Regions from separate parts of the Homo sapiens genome. Here region 2 is linked to region 1. The links are chromatin contacts, found by POLR2A ChIA-PET in ENCODE. All regions are on one chromosome and are shown on one strand. The core of a region is the stretch at or near the end of the contact, and the rest is flanking DNA. Distances in the headings are between cores, read along the strand shown.

Region 1 (7,607 bases), core at 1,765-4,264:
CAAGGGAGACAGAGTAATTCATGCAGAGCAGGCTGTACAGGAGACGGGGATCAGAGTTTTTAACGACAATTTGGCGGGTAAGGACTTGGGAAGTTGGGAGTGCTGATTGGTCAGGTTGGAGATACAGTCATAGGGGGTTGCAGTGAGGTTTTCTTCATGTCTTCTGTTCCCGGCTGCGATGGCAGAACTGGTTGAGCCAGAATACCAGCCTAGGTGGTGTCAACTGATCCATCCAGTGCGGGGTCTGCAAAATATCTCACGTAGTGCTCTGAGGTTTTACAATACTGATGTTATCCACAGGAGCAATTTGGGGAGGCTTAGACTCTTGGAGCCAGAGGCTGCATGACCCCTAAACCATAATTTCGAATCTTGTAGCTAATTTGTTAGTCCTGCAAAGGCAGATCGGTCCCCAGGCAAGAAGGGGGTCTTTTCGGGGGGAAGGGATATTATTAATTTTGTTTCAGAGTCAAAACACGAACTGAATTATTTCCCAAAGTTAGTTCAGCCTAACTTTGGGGAAGGAATGAACAAGGACAGCTTAAAGGCTAGAAGCAAGATGGAGTCTGTTCGGTCTGGTCTCTTCCACTGTCATCATTTCCTCAGTTATAATTTTTGCAAAGGCAGTTTCAGTCAGATTAGAAAACCAGGATTTGGAGAGTTCTTGCTCTTCTGCTCCCAAATACCTTCCAGTCATTTCCATAGAGAGAGAAAGAAGCTGCCGCTTAAACAGACTCTGTTCTACCTTCTAGGAGAGGAATAAAAGTCATCTCAGGGGATAGTCTTTATTTTTCTTCTTGAAAAATACCTCCGGCTGGGTGTGGTGGTTCACGCCTGTAATCCCAGCACTTTGGGAGACCGAGGCAGGAGGACGGCTTGAGCTCAGGAATTTGAGATCAGCCTGGGCAACATGGTGAAACCCCGTCTCTACAAAAAATACAAAAATTAGCCAGGTGCAGTGATGTGCGCCTGTAGTCCCAGCTACTCAGGAGGCTGAAGTGGGAGAATCACTTGAGCCTGGGAGGTAGAAGTTGCAGTGAGCCAAGGTCATGCCATTGCACTCCAGCCTTGGCAACAGCAGTGAAAAGCTGTCTCAAAAAAAAAAAAAAAAAAAAAGAAAAGAAAAGAAAAGGAAAAAGAAAAAAAATACCTTCAATGGCCTCTTTGGAAGTGAAGGACTTCTTTCCTTGCCCCCAATGGTTTATCCCGGAAAAGGGGAGTTCACAGAGAAGGTTGAGTCTGGCAGGGGTTGGCTGTGGCTTGGGAGAGAGGGGTTGGAGGAAAGAGACAAGGGAAAGGTAGGAAAGAGCCGTCAGGGGGAAAGGCCATGGGACAGCATCGGGGAGGAGTGGGGAGAGGGCCCACACATATTGGAAATGCAGTGTCTGTCTCCTCCCCTGAACTTCTGGAAGGATCAAATCTGATACACACAGGCAGGTGTGTTCAAAGTGTCCTGGGGGTGCTGATGGAAGAAGGTGGGAGTGTCTGCCATGGGCTGGGTCAGTTAACACCCGGGGTCGGCAGGCTGATGGGTCAGGAGAGACTGAGTCTACCTCCCCTTTGGGAGGGATCAGAAAAATCAGAGAAGGGGAGCTGAAGGCTCCACAGCAGGGGGCTGTGGACTCAGGCTGAAGGACCTCTGAGTTGTTCCCCAGGGATCTTGTCACCTCGTCTTCCTGGGAGCTTTCCCCTATTTCCTGACAGCTCCTGAGGATGCTGTGTAACCACAGATTTCCATTTGCGTTGGAAGAGGGCCACCTTCCCTTTACAGTTTTCTCTCTCTCCAAGGTGTGGGATTTCATTCAGGGTGGGCGAAGCCGGGTGCTTGAAGCGGCCACCAGGGGGCGCCCGCCGCCAGCTCTTAGAGCAGGTGGAAGCCTGCGTTTCCCTTGGGCCAGACTTGGAGATCATTTAGCCAGGAAGGAGCCCCAAAGCCAGTGGCGTGCTGTTAAGTGTTTAACAACTGGCTTCCAATGGGAAAAAGTCCTGATTTGTAGCATTTGCCAATGTCTTCCATGTAAATACTCCCACAGCCGATTTTGAGCTACCAACCATTATATAGTTGATGATACAATAGGTGTTAGTAACAAGGGCATCGATCATCGGATAATGTAGTACAATTATTAGGAATTGGTGAGTTTTGAGTACTGATGACCTTGGCTTTTAATATAATAGAATTTAATTTATTAAACAACTGACACAAAATTCTGAAAATTTTGTTGATTAGCTCTCACGGGCAGATATAGTCTGGCTCCTGCACACCCCTGTGCCCTCCCCTCCTGCCTGGGCCTCCCATGCCCTTGAGGACCACCAGCCTGAATCACCCCACTCATCCATTCAGCAAACACATCCTGAACACACACACAGCTGCAATATCCCCGTGAATCCCCTCAAACAGCTCTCACAGACGGTTCTAGTATTCTCCCCATTTTACAGAAGATGAAACTGAGGATGAGAGCTAGGTGAAGTCACCTGCCCCAGGTCATGAAGAGGATCTGAGATTGGAACCCAGACCTGAAAGCCAGGATCTTACCACTGTGTCACGCTGTCCTTGAGATCACAGCGGGGTTCTGGGGGAATCCCACGCCCCAAAACCTCAGCCCTGCTGACCTGCCCTGGGGCCTGGAAGTCCCCCATTAGTCACCCTCTGTGGCTCCTGGCTGCTGAGGGAAGGCGCTGTTCCTTGGGAGGGTAACCGAGTACAGCGCAGCCCTCTCATTGCAGAGAACACAACACAGCAGAGCTGGGGCCTAGGACTAAGAGGGATGGCCGGGGGCAAGCAGCTGGCCTTTACTGAGCACTTACTGCATACCTAGTGCCTTGTCAAACAGTTTGTCTGCATTATCTCATTTAGGACTCAACCTCATAATGTGGGTGCAATGATTGTTCCATTTTCTTGCCAGGGAAACCGAGGTTCAGAAAGCTGAACCACTTGCTCCAGCCGGTTGCACGGTTAGGAAACCACACTGTGCTGACTTCAGCTCTGCCAGCAGGGAAGGAAGGAGGGTAGACAGGAAATGGGGGGCGGGGGATGATGGGCTCAGTTTGTTCCAGGTCCCTTGTCTCTTACAGGCTGGGGCTGCCACCCTGGGGGTGGTTCATCCAGCAGCTGATCTGGCAGGGGCTCCCCAAATTCTTTCCCCAGATCCCATCCCTCTTTGCCACTCAACCAAGCCACCGATTACTATGGAATGTGCCAGGCACTGTGAGAGGCCCTGGGATGCCATGTGAGTAGGACAGGCCTGTAATCCCAGAACTGTGGAAGGCCAAGGTGGGCGGATAACTTGAGGCCAGGAGTTCGAGACCCCTTTGGGGCTCATGGTCTAGAGGGGGACAGATTGATCAAATAATCACCCAGGAAAAGATCAGATTATGTCAGATTATGGCTGGGCCCTGAGCCCAGAGGAGAGATGCTGGGAGCAATGGGGCCAGAGCTGGGGGGCATGGGTCAGGAAAATCATGGTTGAAACTTGAAGGACACAGAGTTATTGACTTGGGAGGGAAGGGATAGAGGGAAGAAAGTTCCAGGCAGTGGGAGCATCATGGGCACAGGAGTTTGCACTAGGGGAGCAGACAAGGTGGGGGCAGCTGGAAGGAGCCAGGGTGGCCGCATGGAGGAGGAAGAGGCTGTGTGAGGATGAGGAGAACCTGGACTAGAGCAGGGTGCAAAGAAGTTGTGGAATCGAGAGGTAATTGGGAAGAAAAGGGTAGGAGTTGCTGATGGGTTGGAAGTGAGGAAAAAGGAGGTTGAAATCTCAGGTTTCTGACTTGGGCAGCTATCCTGATGAGGGTGCCACGGGGTGGCTGGGAAAGCCATGGAAGGAGGTTGCAGGGCTGGTGGTAAGAGGAGTGTCCTGAGCTGGGGTTCAGCCAAGTTGGGTCTCAGGGCCTGCTCAACCTCCAGGTGGAGGTTCCAGGAAAGCTGTTGCAAAAGATGCTTGAGGTCATTAGCCATCAGGGAAATGCAAATTAAAGCCACAGTCAGATGCCACTTCACACCCTCCAGCAGGACTAGAATTAGAAAGACTGACAACACCCAGTGCTGGTGAGGATGTGGAGAAGCTAGAACACTCACATGTTGCTGGTGGGAATGCAAAATGATACAGCCACTTTGGAAACCAGTTGGGCAGTTTCTTATAAAGTTAGACGTGTACTCACCATGTACTCCCCATCCAAGCCAGAAATCCCATTCTTAGGTATCTCCCCAAGAGAATGAAAACAGATGTTCATACAAAGACTGCTACAAATGTGTACAGCAGCTTTGTTCATAAGATCCCCAAACTGAAAACAACCCAAATATCCATCAGCTGGTGAATGGATAAATAAACTGTGGTCCATCTGTGCAAGGAAATATTACTCTGAATAAACAGGAGTGAGGCACTGATTCTCATGCCAACATGGATGAATCTCAAAGACACCATGCTGACTGAAAGAAGCTAGACACAAAAGGCTATATATTTTTTTCTTTTTAGAGACAGGGTCCCACTCTGTCACCCAGGCTGGAGTGCAGTGGCGCCATCATAACTCACTGCAGCCTTGACCTACCAAGCTCCAGCGATCCTCCTGCCTCAGCTTCCTGAGTAGCTAAGACTGCAGGTGTGCACCACCATGCCAGGCTAATTACTTATTTTTTTGTAGAGATGGGGGTCTTGCTATGTTGCCCAACCCAGGCTGGTCTCAAACTCCTGGCTCAACTGATCCTCCTGCCTCGGCCTCCCAAAGTGTTGGGGTTACAGGCGTGAGCCACAGTGACATACAATCTGGCTGGGCTGTATGTTGTGTGATTCCAATGATAAGAAGTTCTGGAAAAGATCAGTGGTTACTCTTGGGGGTGGGAAATGATTAGCAGCGGCTTGCAGGAACCCTCTGGTATGATGGAAACATGTTTTATTTTGGTCTGGTTGGTTGTCATACGGGTGTCTGCATTTGCCAAAACTCACTGAACTGCATTTTTACAATTGGTGCTTTTTACTGTGTGTAAAATATACCCCAAGAAGCAAGCAAACCAATAAGCAAGCAGGCAAGCAGGTGAATTCACAAGGCTGTGTGAACCCAGAGGTCGGCCAAGGCATGTGTGAGAGCAGGGGGCCTTGGGCATGCTCCTTGGAGCTCCCACAGCTGCTGTCCCTGCCCCTCCCAGGGACTGGGTGACGGGGAGGCCCAAGGAAGCCACATCTTTTGAGGTCCCCTGTGAATGTCCTTACCTTCTGCGGCTGTTCCCCTGCTCAGAGACTATCAATGGCTCCCCAGTGCCCAAGTCCACAAGAAGTTTCCAGCTTCCTCACTCGCTGCCCACTCACCTATATGTCTGCCTGTCTGGGCAAACCGGCCCTCTCACTCCTCCTCACCCATGCCCCACGGCTCCTGCCCTCTCTGCCTTTTGTTTCCACTTTTAGGGCTCAGCTCCCCCAGGCCCTGGAGATCTTTTTGGATCCAGCCATGTCTCTGGGCTCCTCCTTTGCTCACCCCCATCACCCTACTTGCTGCGGGGCAGTATTTCACCCCGTCTTTGCCCCAGTCCTGGGCACAGAGACCAGCTTGGTTGGCCAACAGTTAACTCCAGGTTATTCCTCCTCCATCTGGGGCCTCAATCTTTCCATGTGTAGAATGGGCGTCTCTGTGTCTGCTTATGCCATCAAGTGGCCACTGCTTATGTGTCCTTCCCACTCAGATAAGAGTCACACAAGGCAGGGATTTTTCATTCCCCAGAAGACTTGGGAAGGAGACAGAAGTCAGTCTGATGCCTGGTTCTGTCTTTGCCATGTGTCTCTCCAAGGCTCACAGTCCTCATCTGTAACATGGGATGCTCATAGGGCCCGGGGCACTGTAAACAATTACCCTTGACAATAGCAGAAGTCGACCTACCCTGTGAGGTTAGGTCTTATTCTCAACCCCATTTTATGGATGAGCAAATGGAGGCCCAGAGAGGTTCAGTGACTTGCCTAAGGCCACACAGCATGAAAAATCACAGATTCGGGAGTAAACTCCTAAGACTTTCTGGGGCCACCAGCCACCAAAGGCTGGCTCCTTGAGAAGGGGCTGGGAAGTCCCCAAATCTCCAAATCTCCAATTCTCCAAGCCAGGTCCTGGCGTGACTTCTCATCAGCCACAGAGCTCCTCTCTGGAGGCCACTCTGTGCTCACAGCATCCCCAACTGGGAGAGGGGGTCACTGGGAGGCAGTCACTGGGCACTGCCCATTCACGAAGCCTCTACAGAGCTGGGTGCCGGGGAGGAGGTGGTGCCAAAGATTGCTGAGGGAGCAGAGGGGGCTGCGTCCTTCCACCACCCCTGGACTCACTCTATGAGACCTTGGGCATGCCACCGCCTTCTCAGGCCCCGATTTCTCCTTCTATGAGATGGGAGACGTCTGTATTAGTTCCCCGCTGGAGGGACAGCTTCAAGGAGCCAGAAGCAGAACTGGGGGGAATTCCCAAGGCTGTGTGAGCCCAGAGGTCTGCCAAGGCGTGTGTGAGGGCAGAGGGCCTTGGGCATGCTCCTTGGAGCTTCCACAGCTGCTGTCCCTGCCCCTCCCAGGGACTGAGTGACCGGGAAGCCCAAGGAAGCCACACCTCCTGGAAGTCCCCTGTGAATGTCCTTACCTTCTGTGGCTGTTCCCCTGCTCAGAGACTATCAATGGCTCCCCCAAATAAGACAAGTTTCTATCATATTACAGGGTCCCTGCAAGTCCCTCCAAATCATTCCCTCCCCACCAAGGGTAACCACTGGTCTTTTCCAGAACTTATCATCGGAATCACACAATATAACATACAGCCTGGCCAGATTGTATGTTACCGTGGCTCACGCTTGTGACTCCAACACTGTGGGAAGCTGAGGCGTGAGGATCACTTGAGCCAGGAGTTCGAAACCAGCCTGGGTTGGGCAACATAGCGAGACCCCATCTCTACAAATTTAAGTAATTAGCCTGGCATGGTGGCGCACACCTGCAGTCCCAGGTACTCAGGAAGCTGAGGTGGGAGGATCCCTTGATCCTGGTAGGTCAAGGCTGCAGTGAGTTATGATTGCACCACCGCACTCCAGCCTGGCCTGCAGAGTGCAGGTGAATGAACCTGGTTGATGTAATGGGTACTGCCCTGAGAGAGGCCTCCCACCAGGCAGCAGAAGGCTGCAGCTTGGGAGAGAGGGAAAACCTGGAGGCAGGACTGTGAGAACGTCTGCCCAGAGGCGGGACCTGCAGCTGTGGGGAGAGGTGGCATTCCTCAGAAAAGGATGTGAGCCTTTGCCGATATGACACCTCTTGGTAATGGCAAAGATGTTCTCACACCCCACGTGATGGGATATTTTTTATATCCACTGGGAGAGAAACCAGGTAATGACAAACAGCTCCTGTGTGAACAACTTTTTTTTTTTTTTTTTTTTGAGACACAGTCACGCTCTATCTCCCAGGCTGGAGTGCAGTGGCACAATCTCAGCTCACTGCAACCTCTGCCTCCTGGGTCCAAGCGATTCTCATGCCTCAGCCTCCCAAGTAGCTGGGATTACAGGTGTGCACCACCATACCCAGCTAATTTTTTGTATTTTTAGTAGAGATGGGGTTTCGCCATGTTGATCAGCTTGGTCTGGAACTCCTGGCCTCAAGTGATCCGCCCCA
Region 2 (7,607 bases), core at 3,803-6,302, 130 kb before region 1:
TCTCCAGTTCAAGTGATCCTCCTGCCTCAGCCTCCCAAGTAGCTGAGACTATAGGCATGTACCAACACACTCAACTATTTTTTTTAATTTTAAAATTTTTAATAGAGACAAGGTCTTGCTATGTTACCCAGGCTGGTCTTGAACTCCTGAGCTCACACAATCCTCCTGCCTTGGCCTCTCAAAGTGCTGGGATTACAGGTACAAGCCACCATGCCCAGCCTCTTTTAAAAGGAGAGAATAATTGTCTCTATCTATTTGGGATGTTTTGAGGAAACATGAGCTATGCATGTGAAACACTTAGTACCTGGCCTAGCACGTGGCATGTGTTTAACAACTGCTGAGTTTATTATTGTTAGCAGGAAAATGTCCCGTGGTGTGCTGGATGGGCTCGTGACAAAATTAGACCCATCTCTGAACTTCAACTGCATTCTGGGGATCAAATGCCTTCACCACTCTGAGCCTCAGTTTCTTGATCTGTAGAATAGGTCTAATCAATATACCTTGCTGGGTGTTTATGCAGATTAGATGGGGCAATGTATATATACGGACGCTTAGCACACAGGTAGCATTCGTATTAGTAGGAAAGAGGATCAGAAGAGCAAATAATTGCAACACAGTGTGATAAATGTTGTAGCAAAAGTCTTTACATAGGCTTTTTTTGTTTTGAGACAGAGTCTCACTCTGTCACCAGGATGGAGTGCAGTGGTGAGATCTTGGCTCACTGCAACCTCTGTCTCCCGAGTTCAAGTGATTCTCCTGCCTCAGCCTCCTGAGTAGCTGGGACTACAGGCGCCCACCACCACACCCGGCTAATTTTTGTATTTTTAGTAGAGATGGGGTTTCACCATGTTGGCCAGAATGGTCTCAATCTCCTGACCTCATGATCTGCCTGCCTCGGCCTCCCAAAGTGCTGGTATTACAGGCATGAGCCACCATGCCCAGCCCTTTACATGGGTTTTAAGGCCTGGATGTGATTTCTGAGAAATCAGACTGCAATCCATTTGTATAGCCAGGACCTTAAAGAGGAAATCCTCATTTGACTTTAGTGCAGGAACTCTGGCCTGCAGAGACAGGATCCTGTGCTGTGGACAGATAGTCCTGGAACTTCCAGAGGCCATGGGGTTGTAATTAAGAGTCTATTAGACCAGGCCAGAAGCAGTGGCTCATGCCTGTAATCCAACACTTGGGGAGGCCGAGGTGGGAGGATTGCTTGAGGCCGGGAGTTTGAGACCAGCCTGTGCAGCACAGTGAGATCCCACCTCGAAAAAATAAAAACAAAATAAAATAAAGAGCCTGTCAGACCAAATGAGACAGGTGCAGTGGTAGACACCTGTAGTCCCAGCTACTGAGGAGGGTGAGGCAGGAAAGTTGCTTGAGCCCAGGAGTTTGAGGCTGCTGTGCACTGTGATTGTACCTGGGAATAGCCACTGCACTATAGCCTGGGCAACATAGTGAGACCCCATCTCTTTAAAAAAAAAAAAAGTATCTGTCAGACCAGGGTGCAAAATTCAGCTCTACCACTGACTTAGCTAAGTGAAATTTATCAATGAAGTCACCCATTTGAGCCTCAGTTTCCTCATCTGTAAAATCATGTTAATGATGACAGCTAGCATCCACTGAGGGTCAGCTGTGTGCCAGATCTTGTTTTAAGTAATTCACTTTTTTTTTTTTTTTTGAGACAGAGTTTTGCTCTTGTTGCCCAGGCTGGAGTGCAATGGCACAATCTCGGCTCACTGCAACCTCTGCCTCCCGGGTTCAAGTGATTCTCCTGCCTCAGCCTCCTGAGTAGCTGGGATTACAGACATGCGCCACCACACCCGGCTAATTCTGTATTTTTAGTAGAGATGGGGTTTCTCCATTTTGGTCAGGCTGGTCTCAAACTCCCAACCTCAGGTGATCCGCCCGCCTTAGCCTCCCAAAGTGCTGGGATTACAGGCGTGAGCCACCGCACCCGGCAAGTAATTCACATTCACTAGCTTCCTTACTCTTCATAACAGCCCCATGAACTAGGTGCTATTGTTATATCCCCATTTTACAGATGAGAAAGATGTGACACAGGGAAGTCAAATCACTTGCTGGTAAATAGCCGAGCCAGGATTTAAACCCAGGCAGCCTGAGTTCTCAATCAGTGCTCTTCACTTTTAACTCGGAGGCTTTATTTATTTTTTATTTTTTATTTTTTTGAGAGAGAGAGTCTTGCTCTGTCTCCCAGACTAGAGTGCAGTGGCGCGATCTTGATTTACTGCAACCTCCGCCTCCCAGGTTCAAGCAATTCTCGTGCCTCACCCTCCAGAATGGCTGGGATTACAGGCGTGTACCACCACACCCAACTAATTGTTTTTTATTTTTAGTAGAGATGGGGTTTCAATATGGTTGGCAGGCTGGTTTCAAACTCCTGAACTCAGGTGATCCGCCCGCCTCAGCCTCCCAAAGTGCTGGGATTACAGGTGTGAGCCACTGTGCCTGGCTGTCTCTGCAGCTTTATATTCCACCCAGTGGGGTTTGGGGGGAGGATAAAAAGGACAATGGGTGTACAGTGGTGACCTAAGTGTCTCCAATGCAGGGCATGCTCGGTAAAGGGAGCTGCTGGGTATTTTTCGCTATTCTTATTCTGTCTTGTCTAAAGAAAGTGTTTTTTTATTCATACATATTTTAGAAAGGTCATACATCCCTAGCCCTCTTTGCTGTCCATTTGTCCATCAAATGGACAGAGCAGATGGCCAGGACCCAGTGGAGTGTGATGAACCCTTGAGAGTCCCCCAGTGAATGGTGTGATTTCAAAGAGGCTACATCTTCCAGCTTGCCGTGCGGGTCTCTACCCCATGATCCAGGCTGGGTGGATCTCTGCAGACCTTCTAAGCATCTGATTACAGGTCCGATGCAGTAATGAGGCCAAGGTCACGGCCCAGGTCCCCCAGGGGGCCACTGAGCTGAGGTGGTGAGCACAGCTCTCACTCTGCCAGCTGTCTCATTCATGCTGGGCCCTGCTTCAGGCGGCTGGAGATGGCAGAGGGGAGCCCGCTGCATGGTAGAGGGAATGACATTGAGTGCTGGCTCTGTGGTCTTGGCCAAGCCTCTTTGAGCCTCAGTTTCTTCATCCCTAAAGTGGGAAGATTACGTATTTGTATTCATTATCTATTGCTGTCTAACAAACCATCCCCAGGTGTTTGTGGCTTAAAACAATAGCATTTATGTAGCTCACCATTCTGGGGTCTGGCTTGGCTGTGAGTGTGTCAGCTGGAACGTCAGCTCATGTCTGGGTGGTCTAGGGTGGCCTCCCTCACATATCTGGTGGTTGACAGCTGTGGGCTGGAGTGATGGGGTATGCCTGGGCATTGGGACTCTCATCCTCCAGCAGAAGAGCCTGAGCTTCTTCAATTGGTGGCTGGGATTCAAGTGTAGCAAGAGATGGCAAGCTCCATATGCAAGCTCTTTTTAAGCCCCTGTTTGTTTCACATTCACTGATATCTCTTTAGCCAAGGTATGGTCCATGGTCAAGGCCAGAGTCAGGGTAGAAGGCAACACCACAGGGCCCCATACAGGAGAATAATTTGTGGCTATTTTTGCAATCGACCACAGTGTCCCAGGCAGAGATTTTGGGAAGAACAAATGAAAAATGGTAGGGTTCTGAGTAGTCATAAAAATATTAGCAAACATTTGGCTGGGCACGGTGGCTCATGCCTGTAATCCCAGCACTTTGGGAGGCCAAGGTGGGAGGATCACTTGAGGGTCAAGAGTTCCAGACCAGCTGGTCAACGTGGCGAAATCTCGTTTCAACTAAAAATACAAAAATTAGCCAGGCACAGGCATGGTGTCTCACACCTGTGATCCCAGCACTTTGGGAGGCCAAGGCAGGTGGATCACCTGGGTTCAGAATTTCGAGACCAGCCTGGCCAACATGGTGAAACCCTGTCTCTACTAAAAATACAAAAATTAGCCTAGCGTGGTGGCAGGCACCTGTAATCTCAGCTACTCGGGAGGCTGAGTCAGGAGAATCACTTGAACCCAGGAGGCGGAGGTTGCAGTGAGCCGAGATCATGCCATTGCACTCCAGCCCGGGCAACAAGAGTGAAACTCCAGCTCAAAAAAAAAAAAAAAAAAAAAAAAAAAAATTAGCCAGGTGTGGTGGTGCACGCCTGTAATCCCAGCTACTCAGGAGGCTGAGTCATGAGAATCACTCGAACCCAGGAGGTAGAGGTTGCAGTGAGCCGAGATCATGCCACTGTACTCCAGCCTGGATGCAGATCGAGACTCCATCTTAAAAAAGTAAAATAAAATAAAAATAATAGCAAACATTAATTGGAACATAATAGGGGCTCCAACATGTTGCATGAACAGTCCTCACTTTCCAGGCAAGGACATGTGGTTCAGAGAGGTTGAATGACTTACCCAGGGTCACACAGCTAATTAGTGGGAGAGCTGGACTTGGAACCCAGAGCTGTCTAATTCCAAAGTTCATGTTCACAGCAATCCCTTCTGCTGCTTCCCAGCACATGCAATTCAGTTCCAACATTAATAGGGATTAACAGAAGCCCCTATCTGGGATGCAAGCCCAGTTTCTCCATCCCTCATGAAGGCCTGACTTCATTTGAAAGAAGCCAGCTGACTGTTTTGCCTGTCATCTGTATTCAGGATTGAGCACAGTTGAGCTTCGCACAAAGCAGAAACTAGAGAGCATTTGTTTGAATAAAAGAAATTGCCACCTATTCTCATAAGGATTTATGTATGCAGGCAGACATGGAGGGAGCTGCTTTGCACCCCACGTTGCAAATACTAGCTCCTCCCTGCTACTAACAATTTTGGTGGCAAGATTATCTGTTTCTGAGCATATGTTCTCCCCATCTCAGCTTTCCTTAGGGAGAAAACTATTTTCTCACCTCTCAGAAAAGGAGGTGACACTTAAAGTAGGGAGAGAACAGATGATCTTACGTCTAACTTTTCTGCTGGGAAAGGCAACAGCTGATGGGGGATATGATCAAAACCTGTAAAGGAAGAGGGAACGCGTTTCCAGCGACCTGAAGGAGGAACTCATGTGTTCCCAAGGGCCCAGGCCTGGTGTGATTCATCTTGGCTTGTTGAGGGATTCTTGATTGCAGGGAAGCATGTTGTGCTTGAGGTTCTGCCTGAAGCTCTGAAGCTGGGTAGAGGGACCATGCAGGGTTGTTCAATTGGTTTCTCTACTTTTGTTTATACCTGAAAATTTCCATAATTAAAAACAACAGGCCAGGTCTGGTGGCTTATGCCTGTAATCCCAGCACTTTGAGAGGCCGAGGTGGGAGGATTGCTTGAGCTTAGGAGTTTGAGACCAGCCTGGCCAACACAGCGTAGACCTCCATCTCTACAAAAAATACAAAAATTCACCAGGTGTGGTGGCATGTGGTTGTGTACTCCAAGCTACTCAGGAGGCTGAGGCAAGAGGATTGCTTGAGCCTATGAGTTTGAAGCTGCAGTGAGCCTTGATTGCACCACTCCACTCCACTCCAGGCTGGGTAACAGACTGAGACCTTACCTCAAAACAACAACAGAGCAATAACTCAACAATTTGGGCATGGAGGAGAGCAGAGTACAAACGCTGAAGTCAGAAATACCACATGATTTTTTTTTTTTTTTTTTTTTTTGGGACGGAGTCTTGCTCTGTCACCCACACTGGAGTACAGTGGCGCGATCTCAGTTTACTGCAACCTCTGCCTCCTGAGTTCAAGAAATTCTCCTGCCTCAGCCTCCTAAGTAGTTGGGATTACAGGTGCCCACCACCACACCCAGATAATTTTTGTATTTTCAGTAGAGACAGGGTTTCTCCATGTTGGCCAGGCTGGTCTCAAACTCCCGACCTCAGGTGATCCACCTGCCTTGGCCTCCCAAAGTGCTGGGATTACAGGCATGAGTCACCGTGCCCGGCCTAGAAATGGTATGTGATTCTTAGCCTCAGTTTCCTTTTCTGTAAAATGGGCATGATAATAGGCCCTATACCTAGGATTGCTGTGAGGATTAAATGAGATCTTTCCTGTAAAGCTCTTAGCCCAGGAAGATCTAATAAGGCTCCATATGTCTGAAGAGCCAGGGTTTCTCAACCGTACTCCTATTGACATTTGGGGACTAATACTTCTTTGCTGTGGGGCGGGGTGGGGACTGTCCCATGCATTGTAAGATGTTCAGCAGCATTCCTGGGATCTATCCACTGGATGCCAGGAGCACCTCCTAGTCAACGACAACCAAATACTGTCTCCAGACACTGCCAAATGTCCCCTGGGGGGAGGAGGGGAGTAGAGTTGTCCCGGGTTCAGAACCACTGGCCTAATCCTTTGTTGTTATTAATTAACAGTGATTCTCTTTTCCTGTGAGGTTGAATATCTGATTTGTGAGGGGAGTTTGGCCAGGCTGGGCTTTGGATACTGCAGCTCTTGCCGTTGCAGACAGCACAAGCAATTGCAAGGTTTATTGCCTCAGTAATGAGATTTATGTGGATGAGCGAGCACATTTTGTGCCAAGATTCATACTTAAGTTTTGAAAAATCTGCATGAGAGCATTATCTAGAAATTTTTCCAGCTGGAGTTCTACTGAGCTTGTCAAAGGGTGACATTAGGCTCAGGATCTTGATACAGTACCTTGAATTTACAGAATTCCTTCCTCTCTTAAAAAAGATATAACTTGACCAGGCATGGTGGCTCATGCTTGTAATCCCAGCACTTTGGGAGGCTGAGGCGGGAGGTCAGGAGTTTGAGACCAGCCTGGCCAACATGGCAAAACTGGCAAAACCCTCCATCTTCGCTAGAAATACAAAAATTAGCTGGCCATGGTGTCACACGCCTGTAGTCCCAGCTGCTTGAGAGGCTGAGGCAGGAAAATTGCTTGAACCCGGGAAGCAGAGGTTGCAGTGAGCCGAGATCATGCCACTGCACTCCAGCCTGGGTGACAGAGTGAGTCTCTGTCTCAAACCAACAAAAAAATTTAAAAACAAAAAAGACAATAACTTTTCTGATTTCCAATGACTGAATGTACTTTGCAGAAAAATTAGAAAATACAGAATGGAAGATATGAAAAATAAACTTACCCATTATGATGGTTAATTTTTTTTTTTTTTGAGACGGAGTCTCCCTCTGTCACCCAGACTAGAGTGCAGTGGTGCAATCTCAGGTCACTGCAACCTCCATCTCCTGGGTTCAAATGATTCTCCTGCCTCAGCCTCCTGAGTAACTGGGACTATAAGCGGGTGCTACCACACCCGGCTAATTTTTGTATTTTTAGTAGAGATGGGGTTTCATCATGTGGCCAGGCTGGTCTTGAACTCCTGACCTCAGGTGATCCACCCACCTTGGCTTCCCAAAGTGCTGGGATTACAGGCGTGAGCCACTGTACCAGGCCAGTGGTGGTTAATTTTATGTGTCAATGTAACTGGGCCACAGGATGCCCACATATCTAATTAAACACTATTTCTGGTATGCTTGGGAAAGTGTGTTCAGAAGAGATTAACATTTGAATCGGTGGACTGAGTAAAGCAGGTGGCCTTCTCCAATATGGATCATCCAATCCATTGAGGGCCTGAGAATAAAAAGGCTGAGAAAGGTTGGATGCGCTCTCCCTCTGCCTGTTTGAGCTGGGACGTCAGT

What was found. ChIA-PET counts read pairs that join two places held with the same protein, here RNA polymerase II (POLR2A).
Region 2: POLR2A ChIA-PET joins it to region 1 with 11 read pairs in activated T-cell. The contact joins two enhancer-like sites. POLR2A ChIA-PET finds 5 or more read pairs at or near these places in 6 of 52 experiments (AG04450, GM10248, WTC11 and 2 more).

Annotation. Positions count from the first base shown.
Region 1 is chr12:108,612,523-108,620,129 of GRCh38, reverse strand. No RefSeq gene overlaps it. Among named protein-coding and RNA genes, the nearest start is that of SELPLG, 18 kb to the left of the region's middle. RefSeq lists enhancers at 1,749-1,798, 2,379-2,838. Within about 2 kb of position 3,014, at least 14 of the 41 ENCODE cell types and tissues checked have a DNase peak (open chromatin) inside an H3K27ac peak, as active enhancers do.
Region 2 is chr12:108,749,481-108,757,087 of GRCh38, reverse strand. LOC105369969 (a long non-coding RNA gene) reads right to left here. Exons shown (of 3, transcript XR_945328.4): 3 at 2,936-3,100. Among named protein-coding and RNA genes, the nearest start is that of CORO1C, 22 kb to the right of the region's middle. Within about 2 kb of position 5,052, at least 6 of the 41 ENCODE cell types and tissues checked have a DNase peak (open chromatin) inside an H3K27ac peak, as active enhancers do.